Regions from separate parts of the Homo sapiens genome. Here region 1 is linked to region 2. Evidence: chromatin loops called from intact Hi-C (ENCODE). Cell type or tissue: A673. All regions are shown on one strand. Links, peaks and the distances in the headings refer to the core of each region. The heading gives the core; the rest is flanking DNA.

What was found. A loop is a pair of places that touch in the nucleus more often than their neighbours do. Peaks named below come from ENCODE experiments on the same cell type or tissue, not always from the same donor. Only the 100,000 strongest peaks of a DNase experiment are listed, where the experiment ranks them.
Region 1: it touches region 2 in a loop (3-fold over the local background); 3 of 110 quality-filtered maps call a loop at or near these places.

What each region holds. Positions count from the first base shown.
Region 1 is chr16:20,768,353-20,785,176 of GRCh38, forward strand. ACSM3 (acyl-CoA synthetase medium chain family member 3) reads left to right here. Exons shown (of 14, transcript NM_005622.4): 2 at 1,632-1,901; 3 at 7,487-7,697; 4 at 9,021-9,228; 5 at 12,362-12,505; 6 at 12,622-12,778; 7 at 13,356-13,435; 8 at 16,632-16,755. The coding sequence starts at 1,683. It also overlaps a transcript of ERI2 not described here and the pseudogene RNU6-944P. Among named protein-coding and RNA genes, the nearest start is that of ACSM3, 13 kb to the left of the region's middle. In A673, for the core only: a CTCF peak has its summit at 6,571 (motif pointing right); a DNase peak (open chromatin) is centred at 6,569.
Region 2 is chr16:21,079,300-21,087,299 of GRCh38, forward strand. It overlaps DNAH3 (dynein axonemal heavy chain 3), which reads right to left. Exons shown (of 62, transcript NM_001347886.2): 19 at 7,550-7,761; 20 at 2,337-2,428. Among named protein-coding and RNA genes, the nearest start is that of DNAH3, 68 kb to the right of the region's middle. In A673, for the core only: a CTCF peak has its summit at 4,718 (motif pointing left); a DNase peak (open chromatin) is centred at 4,712.

The DNA of each region.
Region 1 (16,824 bases), core at 3,027-11,026, 310 kb before region 2:
TGCTTTTCACACTTGAATGTACATACCAGTCACCTGGGATCTTGTTAAAATGTCAACATCTACCAATTCAGTAGATCTAGAGTGGGGCCTGAGAATGTGCATTTCTAACAAGCTTCTAGGTGATAAAGATGATGATGGTGGTTCACAAATCACAGCCTCTAAATCAGTGATTCTCAACCATGGCTGCTGCACATTAAAATCTGAGGACATTTTAAAAAATATAAATGGGCCCAGAGCCCACTCTGAAATATTCTGATTTAATTGATCCAAGACCTAGGCATCAGAGTATTTTTTTTTAATGCTTTCTTGGTGATTCAAATGTACAGCTGGACTGCAAACCACTGCTCTATTGAAATCCTGTCGAATGACAGTAAAAACATTTAATCCAAAGACCAGAGTTCTAGTTCTAACTCTGGTATGACAGAATGAAGCAGGCTGTTTCCCCTCTCTGGGTCTCCAGTTTTCTTTGCAGGTGAAAAAGGAAAAAGCTGAAACCAGATGGTGTCAGAGGGCTCAAGATCACTGACTTGTCAGGTCTTCACACACATAAATGGGAAGGACAGAAGTACCCAGGTTTCCTGATGCATCGGTTATATCAACATGATGCCCAAACACCAGGTCTGCTTAGGGTAAAACTGCAATAACTGTAGATGTCAGCTAAACTGTCCATTTAGCTGACATCTGCAATTATGTATTGTTTTGGCAATGTATCAATACAGAAATGCTTCCACATAGCCAGACTGCCTTACATGGCACACAGCTAGAATTGTAGTTAGAATGATGATTTAATGATTATGAGAGTAATATATATTGCATTGTAGGAAATTTGGAAAATTACAGGAAGTATAATGAGGAGAATCTCAAACACTCATAATCCCTAGAACTGTATTTTTAACAGCCTCAACCAAGTAAATGACATTGTGATCAAATGATTTCCCACAGAAGCAGGCGATGGCCCAGAGGGGCCTCCCCGACAAAAGTCCTAAATGTTAAAGCCCCATTATTACATCTCTATTAAATGCAGCTCCAAGCCTGGACTTAAAAGTAGTATGGGCCCCTATTGAGAGCATGGGAACTGCAACCTATCAACTAGACAGTTCATAAACTGTGACAGTGCTTTCATGTCTAATTGTTATTGGGCTACTCTCGATTTCTTCATCTACAGATTATCCACTGTGAAAAATGCTCCTTAACATTTCTACCCTACTTTGAAATCTGCAGGTGAAAGATATTAGACAAGAAGCCTTAGCCCTTTGCTTTCAGTGAGATTAAGTGGGTGACCCAGATCTTTACTTCTTTAGAAATGCATATGGGTGTCAATAGTGCACAGTATTCTGGAGAATGGGCTAGGACCTGATAGTTCTGGGTTCAAATCCAGCCAATGCCTCTTACTAGTCATTTTCTCAATCTGTAAACAGAGATGATAATAGTACCCACTTCACAGGGTTTCTCTGAGGATTTAATAAGAAAGTGTCTATAAAACACTGAGCACTGTGTTTGGAACACAGAGTGTACGCAGCAAATGGTACTATCATGATGATTATCAATACTAATAACAAAACTTAGCCACTTTGGGGTATGGCTACCTTCAGGACAGAAACAAATATATGTCCTTTTTGCTTGTCTTTTAGATGAACTGGTCTCTGTGCAAATCCTGAGTGCTAAAGCTTCCAACAAGACTGATGCTAGCTCGTGTCACCAGGAAGATGCTACGTCATGCCAAGTGTTTTCAGCGCCTAGCAATTTTTGGTTCTGTGAGGGCACTGCATAAAGATAATAGAACAGCAACCCCTCAGAATTTCTCCAACTATGAATCCATGAAACAGGACTTCAAACTGGGGATTCCAGAGTATTTCAACTTTGCTAAAGATGTCCTGGACCAATGGACTGATAAGGAAAAGGTATGGGGGGAGGGCCAGTCAGACCACAATTTCTCAACTGGGAGTGATTTTACCCCTAGGTAACATCTCTAATGTCTAGAAATATTTTTGTTGCCATGATAGGGGCAGAGGCAGTTGCTACTGGCATCTAACAGGTAAAAGCCAGGGATTCTGCTAAATATCCCATAATGCACAGGGCAGCCTCCAGAACAAAGAATTATTTGACCCGAAATGTCAATAGTTCCATGGTTAGTTGAGAGACCCTGTATTACATAAATGTAGAATTCTAGGTTGACTTAAAAAAAAAAAAGGAGAAGAGTGAAAAGTAATTCCAAGAGTCAGAAATGGTAGAAAAGGAGGCACAGATAAATCTTTGGGGAAAATGTAAAGGATGCAAGAATTCTCACTTATTGGAAAGAAAAATGATCAGGCTAAATGGGAAATGATTTGGGCCAAAAGAAATGACATGGCTTCCAACGTCTAGAAATAAGGACCCCAAAGTTATTATTTTTCCTGTTATGTTTAGTTATGTAATAACTATACATAGTTATGGGGTACAAAGATATTTTTGATACATGTATAAAATGTGTAGTGATCAAATGAGGGTAATTAGGCTACCCATCATCCCAAACATGCATCATTTCTTTGTGCTGGGAGCATTCAAAATCCTCTCTCCTAGCTTTTTGAACATACTCAATATATTATTCTTAACTGTTTTCACTCTACAGTGCTATAGAACACTAGAACTTATTCCATCCATCTAGCTATAATTTTGCATCCATTAACCAACCTCTTTCTATGCTCCTCTCCCCACTACCGTTCCTAGCCTCTAATAGCCACAATTCCACTCCCTACTTCTATGAGCTCTTTTCAGGCTGGAGTGCGGTGGTGTGATCTCAGCCCACTGCAACCTCCGCCTCATGAGTTCAAGCAATTCTTGTGCCTCAGCCTCCCGAGTAGCCGGGACTACAGGCACCTGCCACCATGCCGGCTAATTTTTGTATTTTTAGTAGAGACAGGGTTTTGCCATGTTGGCCAGGCTGACCTTGAACTCCTGGTCTCAAGTGATCCGCCCACCTTGGCCTCCCAAAGCACTGGGATTACAGGCGTGAGCCACCCACCACGCCAGGCCGAGCTCCTTTTTTTTTTTTTTTTTTTTTTTTTTAAGAGACAGGGTCTTACTTTGTTGCCCAGGCTGAAGTTCAGTGAAGCTCATTTTTTTAAGCTCCCACATATGAGTAAGAACATGTGGCATTTATCTTTCCGTGTCTGACTTATTTCACTTAACATAATGTCCTCCAAGTTCATACATGTTGCCACAAATAACAGAATTTCATTCTTTTTTATGGCTGAATAGTATTGCACTGTGTATATATACCACATTTTCTTTATCCATTCATCTCTTGATAGACATTTAGGTTGATTCCATATCTTGGCTATTATGTACAGTGCTGCAATAAACATGGCAGTGCAGATATCTCTTCAATAGACTGATTTCCTTTCCTTTGAAAAAATACCCAGTGGTGAGACTGCTAAATCATATGGTAGTTTTATTTTTAGTTTTTTGAGAGGCCCTTATATTGTTTTCTGCAATGGCTGTACTAATTTATATTCTCACCAATAGTGTTTCAGAGTTCCCTTTTCTCCACATCCTCTCAAGCATTTGTTATCTTTTGTCTTTTTGACAATAGCCATTCTAACTGGGGTAAGATCATATCTCATCATGGTTTTGATTTGAATTATCCTGATGATTAATGATGTTGAGCATTTTTTCATATACTTGCTGCCAATTAGTATGTCTTTTGAGAAATGTCTATTCAGATTCTATGTCCATTTTTTAATTGAATTATTTGTTTTGTTTTGTTTTGTTTTGCTGTTGGGTTATTTGCATTCCCTGTATATTCTGGATATTAATTCCTTGTCAGGTGAATAGTTCACAAATATTTTCTCCCATTCTACATCTTGTCTCTTCTCTCTGTTGATTGCTTCCTTTACTGTCCAGAAGCTTTTTAGCTTTGTATAGTCCCATTTGTCTGTTTTTGGTTTTGTTGCCTGTGTTTTCATATCCTTATCCCTAAAATATTTGCCTAGGGGAGTCTCAGAGCCTACTCTGGCTCAGGATCTGCCCAATTTTATTAAATTTATTATAAAATTTAAAAAATTTTAAAAATTAAAATTAAAATAAAAAATAAAACATTTGCCTTGATCAATGACTTGAAGCATTTACACTATATTTTCTTCGGTTGTTTTATAGTTTTGAGTCTTACATTTAAGTCTATAATCCAGTTCGAGTTGATTTTTGTATATGGTGAGAGAGAGGGCTCTAGTCTTAGTCTACCACATATGATTACCACTTTTCCTCGGACCATGTACTGAAGAGGATATCCTTTCCTCAGTGTATGTTCTTGGCACCTTTGTTGAAAATCTGTTGAATGTAAATGTGTGGGTTTAGTTCTGGGTTATCTATTCTGTTTCATTGGTCTATGCATCTGTTTTTATGCCAATACCATGCTGTTTTGGTTACTATAGCTCTGTAGTATGATTTGAAGTTAGGAAGTGTGGTGTCTCTACTAAAAATACAAAAATTAGCCGGGCATGGTGGTGCATGCCTGTAATCCCAGCTACTAGGGAGGCTAAGGGAGGAGAATCACTTTAATCTGGGAGGTGGAGGTTGCAGTGAACTGAGATCACACCATTGCACTCCAGCCTAGGTGACAAGAGTGAGACTCCCTCTCAAAAAAAAAAAAAAAAGATTTAGTGTTAGTTCTTATGGTAGAATTCAGCAGTAAAACCATCCAATTCTGGGCTTTTTTTATTACTGATTCAATCTCATTACATATTATTGGTCTATTCAGGTTTTCTATCTTGGTAGGTTATGTGTGTCCAGGAATTTATCCATTTCCTCTATGTTTTCCAATTTGTTGGCATATAGTTGTTCATAAGAGTCTTTAATGATCTTTTGTATTTCTGTGGTACAGTTGTAATGTCTCCTTTTTCATTTCTGATTTTATTTATTTGGGTCTTCTCTTTTTTTCTTAATCTAGCTAAAGATTTGTCTATTTTGTTTTTCCTCAAAAAATTTTGTTTTGTTGATCTTTTATAATTTTGCCTCAATTTCATTTATTTCTGCTCTGATCTTTATTATTTCTTTCTTTCTACTAATTTTGGATTTAGTTTGTTCTTGCTTTTCTGGTTCCTTGAGGTGCATTCTTAGATTGTTTATTTGAAATCTTTCTGCTTGTTTGATATAGGTGTTTATGGCTATAAACTTCCCTTCTTAACACTGTGTTTGCTTTATTTCATTGATTTTGATATATTATGCTTCCATTTTCATTATTTTCAAGACATTTTTTGCTTTCCTTCTCAATTTCATCATTGACTCACTGGTCATTCAGGAGCATGTTGTTTAATTTCCATGTATTTGTACAGTTTTCCAAAGTTCCTCTTGTTACTGATTTCTAGTTTTATTCCATTGTGGTCTAAGAACATACCTGGTATGATTTCAATTTTTAAGAATTTGTTGAAATTTGTTTTGTGCCCTAACATATGGTCTATTCTGGAGAATGTGCCATGTGCTGATGAGAAGAAGAATGTGTATTCTGTAGCTGTTGGATAAAATGTTGTGTAAATATCTGCGAGGTCCATTTGGTCCAAAGTGCAGTATAAATCCAATGTTTCTTTGTTAATTTTCTGTCTAGATGATCCGTCTAATGCTGAGGGTAGAGTGTTAAAGTCCTGAACATTGTTGTATTGGAGTCTATCTGTTTACATCTAATGATATTTGCTTTATATATCCAGGTGCACTGATGTTGGGTGCGTATATATTTACAATTGTTATATCCTCTTGCTGAATTGATCTATTTATCATTATATAATGACCTTCTTTGCCTCTTTTTATGTTTTCTGACTTAAAGTCTATTTCATGTGATATAAGCATAGCTATTCCTGCACACTTTTGGTTTCTATTTGTTTGAAATATTATTTTCCATCTCTTCATTTTCTGTGTCTTTTTTTTTTTTTTTTTTTTTGAGACAGCGTCTCACTCTGTCACCAGGCTGGAGTGCAGTGGCACGATCTCAGCTCACTGCAACCTCCGCCTCCCGGGTTCAAGCGATTCTCCTGCCTCAGCCTCCCAAGTAGCTGGGACTACAAGGTGCACGCTATCATGCCCAGCTAATGTTTGTATTTTTTATAGAGACGGGGTTTCCCCATGTTGGCCAGGATGGTCTCGATTTCTTGACTTCGTGATCCGCCCGCCTTGGCCTCCCAAAGTGCTGGGATTACAGGCATGAGCCACTGCGCCTGGCCCTATCTATGTGTATCTTTACAGGTGAAGTGAGTTTCTTGTAGGCAGCCTATAGTTGGGTCTTGTTTTTTATCCATTTAGTCAGTCCATACAGTCCATATCTTTTAACTGGGGAATTTAAACTGTTTACATTCAAGATTGTTATTGATAGGTGTTATTTTGTTCATCATAAGGGTGCCAGCAGTGGCTCCAGTGGGTCCCAGGCAGGCTGATCCTCAGGCTCCCAGGAAGTGTGCATGGGCACTGGCAGTAGCAGTGGTAAGCCTCAAGTGAGTCAGACCTCAGGTCCTTTGGCAGTGCACATGGGTACTTGTAGTAGTGGCAGCCTGAATGGGCCAGTCCTTGGGTCCGCAGATGGCAATGCAGGCACAAAGCGGCTCTGCCACTAGAGGGGGCAAGATCATGTTCATGGCAGCAGGCTCAGGAAGGCAGCTCTCAGGCTCTGGGGAGTGTGCTTTAGTGCCTTATGTCCTGGGGCAGCCTCTCTTGATGTGCTGGACTCCCTGTTACCTGGGGTGTAGAGTGCTGTGTGTAGGCTCGGGTGCCAGTGGCCTGGCTCTATCACTGGATCCACCTGGTGTTGGAATGCTGCAGCCCTCTACGGGAACGTGTGGGGATGTCAGCAAGGCCCCAGGGATGTGGAGATGCAGGGGCAATTGGCCCCAGGGCAAGATGTAGTATGGTAGTAGCTCTGTTCCTAAAATGATGCCATGCTATAGCAGCTCGGGTCCTGGGGTTTGTTGCAGGAGGACCTAGTATGAACTTCCTCTCTGGAACAATGTTATACTATACTAGTATACTATACTATACAGCGTTTACTAGGCTCAGGGCATGTGAGGGCTGAGGGGCTCTCCTGTAGGTGGGACTTCAGGCATCTGTGATGGGAATGTGTACTGCTGAGGATCTTCCACTTACATTTTCCTCAAAATAGGGAGTCCCTCTGGGCTCTGTGCTGATCCTGGCCAGCTGCTCTTCTTCCCTCTCTATGCTTTCATCTCTAGTTTTCAGGTCTCAGAGAGTTTTGTCACTTCCTTGCTAAATTCCAGTGTTCTCCCTTTGACACTCTATTTGTCATGTTATCTGCTTACTGTCTTGGTACTTCTGGTAGGAGGTGAGTACTGGGCATCTCTAGTCATCCATCTTGATGATGTCTCCCCCAGAGTTATTTCCAAATTCTCCATCCATGTTCTAACTAATGACTTGCGAACTTTCTTCAGCTAATCTATTCCATTGAGTCAGTTGGCCCAGAATTTAGCTGTATAACAACCTTTAAATCAATGACTGGTTTTTCTTTCCTCAGGCTGGAAAGAAACCTTCAAATCCAGCCTTCTGGTGGATCAACAGAAATGGAGAAGAGATGCGATGGAGTTTTGAGGAACTGGGATCTCTGTCCAGAAAATTTGCCAATATACTTTCAGAAGCCTGTTCCCTACAAAGAGGAGATCGGGTAATTCTGATTCTGCCCAGGGTCCCAGAGTGGTGGCTTGCAAATGTGGCCTGTCTGCGAACAGGTTAGTAATGTTTGCTTTCCGATCATATTTATTACTAAGCTGGAGGGGAGATTTTCCAGAACACCTAAGTAATCATGATACATTTATTTTGTTGTGGGCTTATTGTCAAAGAGTGCCTTTAAATTATATAAAAGTTAGGCCGTGGTAGGCTAATTCCTTATCCCTAGGTGGAACATCTTTAAAAGATAATCTTAGAGTTACAGCCTCACAAAAATTGTTGTGTTGCCCTGATTAGAAAGAAAAGATATTCTAAAGAACCTGTGTTCTGGTCCTGGTTGTTGGTTTCTTGAAGAACCCTGATGGAGAGGCCTGGTCCTTCCCAAAGTGAAAGGATGAGCCAGTGTCAAGAGTCCAGGAATGCCAGACATGTGTTCCCCAATCTTCTTGCCTACTGTGTCGCCTGGGAAGAGTAAAACCTATTGTGAAGTGAATGCTTTCCATCCCTGTCTTAAGGGTCTGGGACTTAAGGGTGGTGGGGCCCAGGAGGAAGATCTATATATTTTTGAGAGTCCATTTATCCTTTGAGAAAATAATACCCAAAGCTTACTGAGCACTGTTCTAAGTTCTTTACATATTTTAACTCATTTAATCCCCTAATTATCCTATAAAAGAAGTAGTATTATTACAATATCACTTTACAGATGCAGAACCTGAAGCTCACAGAGGTGAAGTGGCTTGTCCCAAGTCCCAGCTATAAGAGTGTCTGGCTCCAGGACACTCTTAATCATTATACTTCATCTTACAGTGTAATATATAACCAGCAGGAATAGAACCACAGAAAAGATGAATGCCTCCACACTTCCTTTTGGAAATAAATCATAAAGCAATCATGTACATTTTAAGAGGCACTCAGCTGATGTGGTGAAGTGTACAGTTCTGGAGTCAGGCTACAGGGTTCAATCCCTGCACTGTCACTTACTACTTAAGTGATACCTTGGGCAAGTTATTCATAGCTTTTATGTTTTGGGGTTTTTTTGGTGGGGACTGAATAAGTTAAAACATATAATCAAATACTCAATAAATATTGGTTAATATTACTTTTCAATCAAAACCTTCTTCAAGCTCAATGTTAGGGATGGTCTTCAAATAAAGAATAATTATCCAGTATTTAACATGCTTTCATGTTAAGCCAAAAGGGTCATAGACTCTGAAATCCCTTGAAAGGCAAAAGCAGATAAGTGAAAGCAAGATAAATAGATATCTTCCTGGTAAACTGACTAACTCACTCTGAGAAATACAGAATGTATAGATGGTATCTACACTACTCTAACATAATGAAGAATAACATTTCTTCTAAACACTGTTTCTTTTCTGCCCCTTTAGGGACAGTTTTAATTCCAGGAACCACTCAGCTGACCCAGAAAGACATTCTCTACAGACTACAATCTTCAAAAGCAAACTGCATTATCACCAATGATGTTTTAGCCCCAGCAGTAGACGCTGTTGCATCCAAATGTGAAAATCTGCACTCCAAGCTGATTGTATCAGAGAACTCCAGAGAGGGGTGGGGGAACCTCAAGGAGTTGATGAAGTGAGTAGCCACACTTGTTGTAAAACAGCTTCCCAAAAGGAAAGGCAACAATAAAAAGATATTAAACCCAGCAGTGATTAGAAAAATGCAAATTAAAACAACAGGCAAAGGGAACAGTTGGTAGTTATTGCTGCACTAATAGTGCTAAACTCTGAAGTAGGAAGGAGCTTGGAGTGCTTTTTGTAGGTTGGGATCCCCTGAGATTGGAGATTGGTGTATAGGAAGTTTATTAAGGAGTTCTTTTGGGATTAACACCTGTGAGGAATGAGTAAGAATGTCGGACTGGGCAGAGAAAGAAATTTATTTGCGATGTATTCCCTACAAAGCTTTCAGTCAACCCACTGGGACCTCTGAAGGACCTCCTCAAAGCTGTTCCCAGCTAAAGCAAGAGGTCCTGGCCTTTATATACCCACATTGATCAGTAATTGGATGGGGTTGTCCCTAGGAGTCAAGACCTTTAACAAAGCCACTGTCTTCAGTCAAGGCAATCTCTAGAGAGTGCTCCCAGCACCTGTCACTGAAGGATCACAGTCAGTCCTTCAGTGTTGGCTATCCCATTCCCTTGCTGACAGCAACACTGGTATCAGGTTAAAAGAAAAAATGCTTAATGTTAATGGATGCAATTATAAAAGTGAATTTCACTGATGTTGAAGCCTAGCATGGGGTGTTTCCATGGGTTACTTGGAACTCTTGCCAGGTACTGGTTATGCCTTAGAATTGGGCTGGCAGCAAAGTCCTTCTCTAGAATGAGCTTCCTACCTTTACTCAAGGATTTGGGAGCATGCTTGCAACTATGGACTTTTCCTACCACATTTAAAATTCCTAATATTGAGTTCTTGCCAAAGGCCAAGTACGGTTCTAATAAAAATAATGTTATAATTGCAATCATAGCTTATATTGATACGGTTATGTGCCAGAAACTATTCTAAGGACTTCAGATATATTACCTCATTTAAACCTCACAGCAACCTAGGTACTATAATTACACAGCTGAATAAGGTCAAATGCTAGTATCTGGCAGAGCTAAGTTTCAAACCCAGGCAGTATGGGTGCTGAGCCTACACTCCTCACTTCTGTATGTACTGCCTCTAGTAAGAGATCAGTACAACAACCCTTCCTCAGGTTTTGAGGGCAACCGTATTGGTGATGGAAGTGATAGGAACACAGCTATAGATACTTTTTTTTTTTTAGACGGAGTCTCACTCTGTCACCCAGGCTGGAGTGTAGTGGCGCAATCTCGGCTCACTGCAACCTCCACCTCCCGAGTTCAAGCGATTCTCCTGCCTCAGCCTTCCAAGTAGTTGGGATTACAGGCACATGCCACTATGCCCACCTAATCTTTTTGTATTTTTAGCAGATATGGGGTTTCGTCATGTTAGCCAGGATGGTCTCAATCTCCTGACTTCATGATCTGCCCGTCTCAGCCTCCCAAAGTGCTGGGATTACAGGCGTGAGCCACTGCGCCCGGCCTATAGATAGTATTTTTAATTAATTAAGATAATTATGAAATCATAGACTGAACACTTGGTGTAGCTTTGTCAGATTTTGAAAACAGCTTTTTAGCCAGGCGCAGTGGCTGATGCCTATAAATCATCACTTTAGGAGGCTGAGGTGGGATGATGGTTTGAGTCCAGGAGTTCAAGACCAGCTTGGGAAACACAGTGAAACCTCTTCTCTATATAAATAAAAATAATTAGCCAGGCATGGTGATGCATACCTGTAGTCCCAGCCTACTCGGGAGGCTGAGGTAGGAAGATCGCTTGAACCCAGGAGGTCATGGCTGCAATGAGCCATGACTGAGCCACTGCACTCCAGCCTGGGTGAGAGAGAGAGAAACCCTGTCTCAAAAAAAAAAAAAAGAAAAGAAAAGAAAAGAAAGAAAAGAAAATAGCTTTTCTATATTTCTCATGAATGGCCTGGTTGTTTCTACTCATTCTCAACCCCACATGCCTGGATAAGTCTGTGTGCATCTTAGACACTTGATATGTATGTGTGCAGCTGCCCTAATGTGTGACTTGTATAGAAGTCTGATTATCCTTTGGAACTAAAAGGTTTTCTTTCTCTTTAACTGGAACTCTTTCTTCCCTGGATGGATGCTTAGATCCTGTTCAATCTTATTGTCTGCTATATCCAGAACTATGTAGACTCTCTTGTGGGAAACAGAAAAGCCAACCTTTCACGGTCAGCAAACTTTTTTTTTTTTTTTTTTGAGACAGAGTCTTTCTCTGTCACCCAGGCTGGAGTACGGTGGCTCGATCTTGGCTCACTGCAACCTCCACCTCCCTGGTTCAAGCGATTCTCAGCCTCCTGAGTAGCTGGGATTACAGGTATGTGCCACTGTGCCTGGCTAATTTTTGTATTTTCAGTAGAGACAGAGTTTCGCCATGTTGGCCAGGCTGGTCTCGAACTCCTGACCTCAGGTGATTCACCCGCTTCAGCTTCCCAAAGTGCTGGGATTACAGGCGTGAGCCACCATGCCCAGCCTCAGCAAACATTTTCTGTAAAAGGGACAGAGAATAAATACTTAAGGCTTGCAGGCCGTATAGTCAGTCTCATCACAACTACTCAACTCTGCCACTGTAGTGTGAAAGCAACCACAGGTACTACCTCAATGAATGGGCAATAACATTTTATTTACAGAAACAAGAGGCAAGTCAGATTTTGCCAGTAGGCTGTAGTGTGTTGGCCCATCAGTACCCATGGCTTTTACTAACATGTATTGTATTAACATACTCATTTTTAAAAAATCACATTTTAAAGCATCCATAGGGGAGGGAAGGGGAAAATTCTTCCTTATCCATGATTGCAAGATCACACAGACTCCTTACTCTGCTGGAGGTATGATAAAAATCTCAAGTTTTAAAAATGCTTCAATCCTTCTTTATCATAGAATAAAAAGCTAGGAAAGCAGCTATTATAAATGGGCCTTTGATGACAAAGTTTAGTTTTGATTCTAGAAAGCACCTAAAAGGATAGAGAAAGTGATGGCTTTTACCCTGTAATTCAAGCTAAGCCACTGGCACCTGATTCATGACATGAAGAGGTTCAAGTGGAGAGCTTCTCAAAATTTTTCAGTGGTAACAGTCTGTGATGCTGTGTTTAACATGCAGTCATTGTAGTTTTTCCTTTGCAGACATGCCAGTGACAGCCACACCTGTGTGAAGACAAAACACAATGAGATCATGGCCATATTCTTTACCAGTGGAACAAGTGGATATCCGAAAATGACTGCACACACCCACAGCAGTTTTGGTTTAGGATTATCTGTAAATGGAAGGTATACTTTCACAAAAGTGCAGCTTGAAGTGTCAAAACTGCAAAGATGATGACTTATGTACTGGTCTTTTATATTTATTTTCCTATGTACATCAGGGCTACTCTTTGTTTTCCCAGGTTCTGGCTAGATTTGACACCCTCAGATGTGATGTGGAATACCTCAGATACGGGCTGGGCAAAGTCTGCATGGAGTAGTGTTTTTTCTCCGTGGATCCAGGGAGCATGTGTATTCACACACCATTTACCCCGTTTTGAGCCGACTTCTATCTTGCAAGTAAGCCAAAGCACAAAGAGGTCAATATTTAGAAATGCATTAAGCAGTATGGCTGACAGAACTGGTGAATAAAGCAACTTGCAGAGATCAGAGTAGACAATATGATTTAAGATATGTCACATCCAGAAAGTCAATAAGCCTGAAAAGATACACTCGGCCCCCTCTGTATCCACAGGTTCTGCAGCCTCTGATTCTGCCAGGCACATATTGAAAATATTTGGGGAGAAAAACCAAAAACAAAATACAACAATTAAAAAAATGCAAATAAAAAATACCATGTAACAAATATATACATAGCATTTACATTGTTTTAGGCAGTATAAATAATCTAGAGATGATTTAAAGTATACGGGAGGATATGCATAGGTTATATGCAAATACCATACAATTTTATATAAGGGACTTAAGCATTCCTGGAACCAATCCTGCAGACACTGAGGGATGATTCTACAAGAAAAGGTAAGAATGTATTTACATTAACATAAACAATGTTTAAATTGTGCTGCGTCAACCAAAGACATTTAAGCACTTATTTAAGTTGTAGTAAGACCAAGAGTTTGCTTTTTCTAAATTGCAGACACTCTCCAAGTACCCCATCACAGTCTTCTGTTCAGCACCAACTGTATACCGAATGCTTGTACAGAATGATATAACCAGGTAAGAAATGTTAGTAAATAGGCATCTAGTGGGGAGAGGGGAGAAGAGGAAGCTATAAAATAAAAGATCTTTCTGCCTGAAACATAGCTCCAAGCCAGTAGACACAGGATTTAGCAATCTCTCCTCTTCCTCTTTCTCCTTCTTGCCTGCATTCTGTAAATGATAATTACTGTGACCAGGGCAAGATCCCCCAAACAAGAAGAAAGTGAGGGTTCAGCTATGTTTATAGCTCTAAGCCCAGTGGTTATGGGTAAGAAGATGGTAAATCTTTTGGATGATGGCTTTCTCTGAGCTGAGAAAGTAGAGAACTTGTTTCTATTTGGAACCTTATCCCAGCAGATAGAAAAGAGGATGCATATCTTTTATTCTATTGCTGATTCCATTTGAAAGGGTTCATTGGTAATCCAAAAAGAAAAACAACCCCCGTTTCTCTTTGTTTTGTTTTTGTTTTTGTTTTGTTTTGTTTTGTTTCAATAGGGTTTTGGGAAACAGGTGGTGTTTGGTTACATGAATAAGTTCTTTAGTGGTGACTTCTGAGATTTTGGTGCTCCCATCACCCAAGCAGTATACACTGTACTCAATGTATAGTCTTTTATCCCTCACCCACCTCCCACCCTTTCCCCAGAGTCCCCAAAGTCCATTATATCATTCTTACGCTATTGCATCCTCATAACTCAACTCCCAGCAACCACTATTTTACTATATTCACAACACTCAATACTCTGGGTCTCCAGATGTAAGGGATCTTTTCCCCCACATTGACCAATTCTCCAACATCAGTTGAGTATCCTATGATTTAATTCAGTCTGACATTATCTCCGTGGAGGCAGCATCATATCCCACAGGTTAATGACTCAGTCCCACAAGACTCTTTCCCATCTCAAATGCTAATCACAAGTCCAGGCTGTCACCTGCGCATATGACCAAATGGCTACAAATCAGAGGTTCCCATGACCCTTCCTTGGGTTTAGTAATTTGCTATGATGGCTCACAGAGTGCAAGAAAACACTTACTTACATTTCCCAGCTTATTATAAAAGATATGATAAAAGTTACAGATGAATAGCTAGCCAGATGAAGAGGTACATAGGGTGAGGTCCACAAGGTCCCAAGTGCAGCAGCTTCTATCCCTGTGGAGTGGGGGTGCACTACCTTTCCGGCACGTGGTGCTCTCCAAACCTCATACTTCAGGGATTTTTTTGGAGGCTCCATTATGTAGGCATGATTGATTATTAAGTCAATCTCCAGCTCCTCTCCTTTCCCTGAAGGATGGAGGTGAGGCTGAAAGTGCCAAGCTTCTGTTCCTGGCTTAGTCTTTCTTGTGACCAACCCCTATACGGGAGCCCCATTGAGAGTCGCCTCATGAGAACAAAAGACAATTCTATTACCCAGGAAATTCCATGGAATTTAGAAGCTCTGTATCAGAAACTAGAGTCAAAGGCAAAATATTAGAACAAAAGATACTCCTAGCACACCCATCACTTGGGAAATTACAAAGGTTTTAGAAGCTCTGGGCCAGGAACCCAGGATGAAGACTCAGTACAGGTTGAGTATCCCTTATCCAAAATGCTTGAGACCAGAAGTCTTTTGGATTTCAGATTGTTTTGGATTTTGGAATATTTGCATTATACTGGTTGGGCTGCCCTAATCCAAAAACATGAAACCTGAAATCCTCCAATGAGCATTTCCTTTGAGCATCATGTTGGTACTAAAAAAGTTTCAGATTTTGGAGCACTTTGGATTTTGAATTTTCAGATTAAGGATACTCAACATCTATGTATTTCTTGTTATAGCTCATATCACAGGTAAATATATTTAAACTGATGTTATTTAATTATCGAATAGGAAATAATTCACCTGCCATAAAATTCAAAAGGTATATAAAAATACATAGTGAAAAGTCTTGCTTCAAACCTTGTCCCCAGTGACCCAGTCCTCTTCCATGGAGGCAAACTGAGTTTCCAGTTTCTTGTCTATTCTCCCTGAAAATACACAAACTGATACACATGTGTTCTCCCCGTCTCAATTTTTTTTTTTTTGAGACGGAGTCTTGCTCTGTTGCCCAGGCTGGAGTGCAGTGGCACAATCTCGGCTCACTGCAACCTCCGCCTCCTGTTCAAGCAATTCTCCTGCCTCAGCCTCCTGAGCATGTAGGATTACAGGTGTGCACCACCATGCCTGGCTACTTTTTGTATTTTTAGTGGAGATGGGGTTCTGCCACGTTGGCCAGGCAGGTCTCGAACTCCTGATGTCAGGTGATCCGCCCACCTCTAACTCCCAAAGTGCTGGGATTACAGGTGTAAGCCACCACACCTGGCCTTTCCTTCTCTATTATAAACATAAATGGTATCACAAGATTCACACAGTTCTGCACCTTGCTTTTTTCCTCTAACAATACATTCTGGCACTGTGTTGTGCAATATGGTAGCCACTAACCACAGCTAGTTATTTCAATATAAATATTAAGTAAAATTAAAAATTCAATTCCTCAGTTATACTAGTCCTGTTTCTAGTGTTCAATATCCATATAGGGCTAGCATATACTGTAGTGGGTACAGCAGATTACAGAGTACTTCCATATAACAGAAAGTTCTACTGGGCAGCACTGTCCAAGAGCTTCCTCATTTTTCATAGCTGTATAGTATTCCATTGTATAAATATCCCACCATCAGTTTTACCAAACAATTGGTACTTTTCATTGCTGATTTAAAGTGTTATTATGGTGCTCACTTCAGCAGTACATACACTAAAATTGGAATGATACAGAGCAGATTAGCATGGCCCCTGCACAAGGATGACATGCAAATTTTTGAAGCATTCCATGAAAACATAAAAATAAAAACAAAATAAAATAAAATGTTATTATGGGGTACCTTCCCTAAGAACAGAATGACCTTCTTTGTAATAAATTATACCTCCACCACAAAAAGGGGGGTAAAGAAAAACTAGTATTTGGGGTATTCTAGTATCATTCTATGATATTAGAATGATTTATCTTTTTAATATCTTTATTTTTAATTTGTGTAGGTACTTAGTAGTTGTATATGTTTATGGGGTAAAATGGTTTGTTTTGTGCTAGGGAGAGGAATTAAAAAGCGACTAAAACATTTTATATTGAAGTTCATAAGAAATAATCCTTAATCTTCACTTCTCTCCATTTTTCCTCCTAAATCTAACTTATCTGGTTTTCTGAGAAGCTATAAGTTTAAAAGCTTAAAGCACTGTGTGAGTGCTGGGGAACCAATTACCCCTGACGTGACTGAAAAATGGAGAAACAAGACGGGCCTGGATATCTACGAAGGATATGGACAGACTGAAACGGTACCTGACCTCACTGAAAAGACATAGCTGGATTCCATTTAGTCAGATGAATAAAAACCAAAGTGTCCA
Region 2 (8,000 bases), core at 1-8,000:
GGACCTAGGACACTAGGTTTTTGTGATGGATAAATGTGTTAAGGTCGGGCATGGTGGCTCACGCCTGTAATCCCAGTACTTTGGGAGGCCAAGGCAGATGGATCACCTGAGGTCAGGAGTTCGAGACCAGCCTGACCAACATGATGAAACCCCATCTCTACAAAAATACAAAAATTAGCCAGGCATGATGGCAGGTGCCTGTAATCCCAGCCACTCGGGAGGCTGAGGCAGAAGAATCACTTGAACCCAGGAGGCGGAGGTTGCAGTGAGCTGAGATTGCACCGCTGAGATTGCACCATTGCACTCCAGCCTGGGACACAGAGTGAGACTCTGTCTCAAAAAATAAAAAATAAATAAATAAATAAAAAGGGTTCAGGTATATAAAATGCTGAGTGCAGCATAAGTGTTCAATAGCTAGTGTCTCTTGGAAACATCTTACTGGGGGAAAGTGAGGCCCTTTGGCCAAAAAACCTAAGGGTTTTTATCCTAAACCTGATAAAAAACATTTGCGTCTCTAGGCCTGCTCGTTAATGAGGAACATAGTGGTGGTATTGGAGAGGCATCACAGTATTCAGGTGGCAGAAAGATTCAGGAGCTGGGAAGTGCCTTAAATTAGACCTGCTCTGGTGCAGTATGAGTGGGGAATTCTCAGCCTTTCATGTATCAGAATCGCCTGGAGCAGTGCTGTCCATTAGAAATATAGAGTGAGCCACATATGTAATTTTAAAGTTTCTCGCCTGTAATCCCAGCACTTTGGGAGGCCGAGGTGGGCAGATCACCTGAGGTCAGGAGTTCAAGGCCAGCCTGGCCAATGTGGTGAAACCCCGTCTCTACCAAAAATACAAAAATTAGCCAGGCATGGTGGCGGGCACCTGTAACCCCAGCTACTCGGGAAGCTGAGGCAGGAGAATCACTTGAACCTGGGAGGAGGAGGTTGCAGTGAGCCGAGATTGTGCCATTGCACTCTGGCCTGGGTGACAAAGTGAGACTCCGTCTCCAAAATAAAATAAGATAAAATAAAATAAAGTTTCTAGTAGCCACATTTTAAAAATATTAAAAGACACAGGTGAAATTAGTTCCAATAATGTATTTGACTCAATATATCCAAAATATTATCATTTCAATACTAATCAGTATTAAAAATTGTTAGGTATTTTGCATTCTTTTTTCTTGTAGTATGTCTTCGAAATCCAGCCTGTATTTTATACTTACAGCACATCTAATTCAGACTAGCTGCACTGTAGGGGCTCAATGGCCACATGTGGCCAGTGGATGCTGCTTTGGACAGTGCTGACCTGAAGGATTTGTTAAAATGCAGACTGCAGGGCCCATCTGCAGAATTTGATTATGTGGGTTGGGTGGGGCCTGAAAACGTGCATTCTAGCTAGTTCCTAGCTGACGCTGATGCAGCAGATCTGGGTGCCACACTCACCTAACAGGGTCTCCAGTCCAGGCAATGCAACATCTCCCCACCCATCGCCCTGAAGGAAGTGTGAAAAAGCAAGTAGGGTCCTGAGAAGCTCTGTTCTAGAGGTAGCATCCAAATGGTAAAATTCTCACACACAAACTCCAGGGGAATTTGGAGAAGGGAAGAAAGCAAGAGAAAAGACTTCTTTTTTTTTCTTTTTTTTAAATTAAGATGGAGTCTCACACTGTCACCCAGGCTGTAGTGCAATGGCGCTATCTTGGCTCACTGCAACCTCCACCTCCTGGGTTCGAGCGATCCTCTGGCCTTAGCTTCCTGAGTAGCTGGGACTACAGGCATGTGCCACCATGCCTGGCTAGCTTTTGTATTTTTAGTAGAAACGGGGGTTTCACTATGTTGGCCAGGCTGGTCTTGAACTCCTGACCTCAAGTGGTCCGCCTGCCTCGGCCCCCCAGAGTGCTGAAATTACAGGCATGAGCCACTGTGCCCAGGCGAGAAGAGACTTCTTATTGGACCAGGTTTCACACAATCTTAAAGCTCAGAGACGGTTGTTGCTTTGTTTGTTTAAAGAAGAGGAAACCGAGGCACAGAAAGGCTGAATGGTTTTGCCCCCAATCACTGAGAGCTGGGCTTGAAGCTCAGGTTCAAAGAACATTAAAAAAAAAAAAAACCCTTTGAAATAAAATCCATGACTCAATTTTCTAGTCACAACCCATCAGCAGCTCTGCAGCTAAAAAACAGAAGCTTCACCAATACGAGTTGGTAGCTGCAGGTAATTAAATAGCCTTAAGCCACCCTACGCCACAAGGAAAAAAAAACAAACAGCCCGATATGGAGCCAATCAGATCACTGTGGGAACTTACAGATCCTTTGACCAAAACCTTATCTGAAGGAGGGGATAAGCCCTTACTTTTCAACGAATTTGCCGAATCCAAATTCGAGCATATTTGAGAGGCAGGTCGTTTCGGTGGGCTTTATCTCATAGCCAACAATCTCACTGATCTGCAAAGAAAAGAGGAAAGCAAATGTTTGTTGTCCGAGGCAGTGCTGTCCAGTAGAACCTTCTGTGATGATGGAGATGTTCTTTTTATCTGCACTGCTCAGCATAACAGCCACGAGTGGCAGGTGGCTGTTGAGCACCAGAGATGTGGCTAGTGTGACTGAGGAATTTATTTTTAAATTAAATTAAAAAAATTTTTTGAGACAGTCTCACTCTGTCTCCCAGGCAACACAGTGCCATCATAGCTCACTGCTGCTTTGACCTCCCAGGCCCAAGCAATCCTCCCACATCAGCCTCCCCAGTAGCTGGGGCCACAGGCACACACCACCTTGCCTGGCTAATTTTTAAATTTATTGTAGAGATAGGGTCTTGCTGTGTTGCTCAAAGTGGTCTCAAACTCCTGGCCTCAAGCGATCCTCCCACCATAGCCTCCCAAAGTAGTCACATTACAGGAGTGAGCCGCCACACCCAGCTAATTTTAATTAGACAGGGTCCTGCTTTGTTGCCCAGGCTGAAGTGCAGTGGTGTGATCATGACTCACTGCAGCCTTGACCTCCCAGGCTCAAGTGGTCCTCCTCCCTCGACCTCCTGAGCAGCTGGGACCACTGGCATACAACACCATGCCTGGCTAACCTTTTTCTTTTTAAAAATTTTTTTGTAGAGATGGGGTCTCGCTATGTTTTCCACGCTGGTCTTGAACTCCTATACTCAAGCAATCCTCGCACCTTGATCTCCCAAAAATGCTGGGATTACAGGTGTGAGCCATCATGCCCAGTCCCTTTTACTTTGTAAAATGTGGCTACTAGAAACTTTAAAATTATTGGCTGGGTGCAGTGGCTTACTCCTGTAATCCCAGCACTTTGGGAGGCTGAGGCGGGCGGATCACTTGAGGTCAGGTGTTCAAGACCAGCCTGTCAAACAGGTGAAACCCTGTCTCTACTAAAAATACAAAAATTAGCTGGGCACGGTGGCAGGTGCCTGCAATCCCAGCTACTTGGGAGGCTGAGGCAAAAGAACAGCTTGAACCGGGAGGTGGAGGCAGGAATCAGCCGAGATCGCACCACTGCACTCCAGCCTGGGCAACAGAGTGAGACTCCATCTCAAAAAAAAAAAAAAATTAACACAAATGGCTCACGTTATATTTGTACTAGTCACAGAGGGCCAGTTTTGGCATCTATCAGTGCAGTTTCTCCCTAAGATCAAATGTTACCTTGTTCCATCTTGCTTTTTTTTTAACAGTTAAATTTTTATTATTTTTTAAATTTTTATTATTTTTTAAATTTTTCTTTTTCCATACTTTTTTTTTTTTGAGAGAGAGTCTCGCTCTGTCACCCAGGCTGGAGTGCCATGGCGCAATCTCGGCTCACTGCAACCTCTGTCTCCTGGGTCCAATGATTTTCCTGCCTCAGCCTCCCAAGTAGTTGGGATTACAGGCGCATGGCACCACGCCCGGCTAATTTTTGTATTTTTAGTAGAAATGGGGTTTCGCCATGTTGGCCAGACTGCTCTCGAACTCCTGACCTCAGGTGATTTGTCTGCCTCGGCCTCCCAAAGTGTTGGGATTACAGGCGTGAGCCACTGCACCTGGCCAGACCAGGAGATTTTTTTATAATGACTCAGAAAGCACAAAAGCAAGGAACCCAGAAGTAGTTACCGTTGAAATAACGGTCTTGGAAGACCAAGAGTGTTATAGGCACATGATGAAAAAATAACCAAAATAACACTAATTGCAAATAGGACATCAGAAATGCACCTTAGTGTAGTGATCCAAAAAGCCTTTTAGATTTGTGGCTTCCATTTCGTTTGAAACCACAGTAGCAACCCCTTTGCTGTTATCTATAAAGTCTGTGCCCCAAACGTAAGGCTCTAACTTTTTCTACCTACGTTCTGTAAATGACCAGAACCCCCAGCACAGCCATGGCCTTGCTTCAGAAGATCCAGCTTCTAGACTTGAGTGCTACAGATGGCTCATCCTTCAGATCCCCCTGCCAGAGCTAGCATCTGTGGCAGTGGATCTCCTAAGTTAGGCATCAGGGCAGAGAATGACATCCCCAGGCCTGGGGCTGTCCCCAGGGCGGCCTGTGGTGTGACCTACATACACTGCAGGGAGGAATGGGCTCTGCCTAGGGGCAGTCCGGAGAGTATCTAGGGGCCTTTGTCCTTTCTGAACTTGCCTCTTAACTGCTCAGCCCACTGGGCTTCCATTTAGGGGCTCACTCCTTGGGAGCCACTGTCCTAGGGCTGTGCTCCCCGGCCCTCTCTCACTGTGGTTTACTGCCCCCTACTGCCCGCTCCCTTCCTCTGACCGGACCTTTTTTGCCTTTTTGACTTTTCCAGGCTGAGTCAAACAGTGTAGAAAAATTCCAATCCCCTTTCCCACCACCAACTAGCCATCTGACAATTCATCTCTCCAAGTCTCAGTTTTCCAATCCGTGAAATGGAGATAATAATAATCTCCACTTCAAAGGCCTGTTTTAAGGGTGAAATGTGAGAATCCAAATAAAGTATACAACACAGTACCCAGCACCATAGCTGGTACTCAGTACATTTTCAATATCATCATTATTATTATGGTTAGAATTTTTTTACTTTATTTATTTATTTATTTATTTATTGAGACAGGGTCTTTCTCTGTTGCCCAGGCTAGACTGCAGTGGCGCAATCACAGCTCACTGCAGCCTCAACCTCCCAGGCTCAAGTGATGCTCCCACCTTAGCTTCCCTAGCAGCTGGGACTACAGGCATGTGCCACCACGCCCGGCTAATTTTTTTGTATTTCTTGATGGGGTTTTGCAGTGTTGGCCCGGGCTGGTTCTCAGACTCCTGGGCTCAAGCGATCCACTTGCCTCGGCCTCTCAAAGTCCTGGGATTATAGGCGTGAGCCACGGCACCTGACTGGGATTTTTTAAATTTAAATTAATTAATTTTTTAAATAGATGGGTCACACTATGTTGCCCAGGTTGGCCTCAAGCTCCTGGCCTCAAGTGATCCTCCTGTCTCGGCCTCCTAAAGTGCTGAGATTAGTGGTGTGAGCTACCTCGCTTGGCCTGGTTGGGATTTTCTGAGTGCCCACATACAAGAATAGCATCATAGAGGAAGCACCAGGTGGAGCAGATGGCTTTCCCGGCCCCGCGGCATGTTCTCCAAATGCCATCGACAAGGACACTCTTGATAGTGCCATCTCATAGAGAAACCTGGCACTACCAGAGGCCACCTGTCCCACCTAAGCTCCCTAACCCCCCCATCCCCCCGATGCAGGTCAAAGTCCTAGTTAGGCTGGGTCCGTAGAGAGAGGCACCCCGTGAGCACCAGCTGACAGCAACTCCTCCTCTGCGGATCCCTCTGCTGGGGCGTTTCAAAACCAGAAGTCATGGCCAGGCACTGTGGCTCACGCCTGTAATCCCAGCACTTTAGGAGGCCAAGGCAGGAGGATCACTTGAGGCCAGGAATTTGAGACCAGCCTGGGCAACATAGTAAGACCCCCCCCATCTCTATTTTAAAAATCAATTAATTAAAATTACAATTAAAAAATATCCCAGCCAGGCACGGTGGCTCATGCCTATAATCCCAGAACTTTGGGAGGTTGAGGCGGGTGGATCACTTGAGGTCAGGAGTTCAAGACCAGCCTGGCCAACATGGTGAAACCCCATCTCTACTAAAAATACAAAAATTAGCAGGGCATGGTGGCACGTGCCTGCAATCCCAGCTACTCAGGAGACTGAGGCAGGAGAACTGCTTGAATGTAGTGAGCCGAGATCATGTCACTGCACTCCAGCCTGGGTGACACAGTGAGATTCCACCTCAAAAAAAAAAAAAAAAAAAAAGAAAAACAGAGGTCTACTCAGACAGCCTATCTCTTGTCTATACATCACCCCATCCTTTGGTTAGGTCTCCAGTTCAAGACTTTTTGGGAAACTGAAAGTAGCTTCTCCCTACAAAAAGACCCTGACTCTCTCATGTATTAAGAGAGTCTTCCTCTCTCTTCCTAGGGAGAACAAAGTGCTCCTTGTCACTGTGTTGTCATTGGGTCCTTTCAGAGAGAATTTCCTCAGTCTTATACGTGGCTTTTTTGTCCCCCCGTTACCCAGGCTGGAGTGCAGTGACACGATCATGGCTCAATGCAGCCTTGACATCCTTGGCCCAAGCAATCCTCCCACCTCAGCCTCCCAAGTTACTGGACCACAAATGTGCACCACTACACCTAGCTAATATTAATTAATTAATTAGGGAGAGATGGGGGTCTCACTATGTTGCCCAGGCTGGGCTCAAACTATCCTCCTGCCTCAGCTTCTCAAAGTGTTAGGATTATGGTCTTGAGCCACCGTGCCTGGTCTTGAATGTGGTTCTGAGAGGGGGAATTACAGGCCAAGTCAGAGAAGAATCTTCCCAAAGAAAGCCATTTTCACTTCTAATTCCATACAGAGCGACTCCTGGTAAAGGATGTTTCAAGGCCATTGCTAGCCCTTGGAAGTGACAATTATTTTAGAAACACAGTGAGTTTTCTTTTTTCTGCTTAGTGTTCACACCACACTTATCACCCTCACACTTGGTTCCTTATAAAAATCCCAGCTATTTTTAAGGAGAATATTTATTTTTCTAATTTGTAGGCCCAAAGGGCTGAAAGAGGAGTGCAAAGTTATTTCTGAACCTGTTTGACAATAAAATGCCACACCAAAGTCATCCTAAGTGGGAATCATCTGGTATTATTAGCAACCCCCAGGGAGAGATGTGACTTTCTTTTTTGTGTATCCTAGGTCAAGGAGCAAATCAAGGTCCTCTCACTGTATTGAACATCCCTGTTGCACCTTGGAGGCTCTTGGCCTCCAAAAGCCCATCTGCTTAGGAAGCAGGAAGGAGACCCTTTGTGGTCATTGGCTCGAACAACACTCAACGAACCACGACCAATGGGGGTTCCAAGGAAAGGGCCAACCTGTCCAGGGGGCAGGGAGTTCATTCTCTTCCTTCAGAAGTCTTGCCACTCTCATTTGCTATCCCTTTGCCCTTAAATAGAGTCTCCTTTCGGAAAGGAGAAGCTTGACCTAGTAATGTTTCCTGCCTTCCCAAGGACAGTCAGGGCCAGGCCTGGGCTGCGCTGCTTGGGGGCGGGCAGTGATTGATAGAAACCTGCTGCCAGTGTCGGTCTTTCATTCCTGGGTTGCAGGAAATACTGAGGATGGGAATGTACTGCTTGAACTTATCGATCTTGATCTTCACATTCTCTGCTAAGCGCCTGGGTGCAGGCACATCAGACAAGGTCTTGATCAGTTTATACGTTGTCCTCCACATATTCCCTATCTCCTCCGCAATTTGCTCAGCATTCAGTAAGAAGAGGGGTCCTGAAATAGAAGAGTGAGGGAAAGGTCAGACCATCATGTGGATGTTAGTCATGCGTACCTTTAATTCCCTGAACTTAGAGCTGTGCCTCCTGTCGTTTGGAGATTGGAACACATACAGGCTTTGAGGATCTGAAACCTGCACTTAGCCAGTGGAACCTTAGATATGATACAGGACTTTTCTAAGCCTCAACAGTAACTCCTGTGACACAGGGGTAATAATGGATACCCTGGAAGGTGAT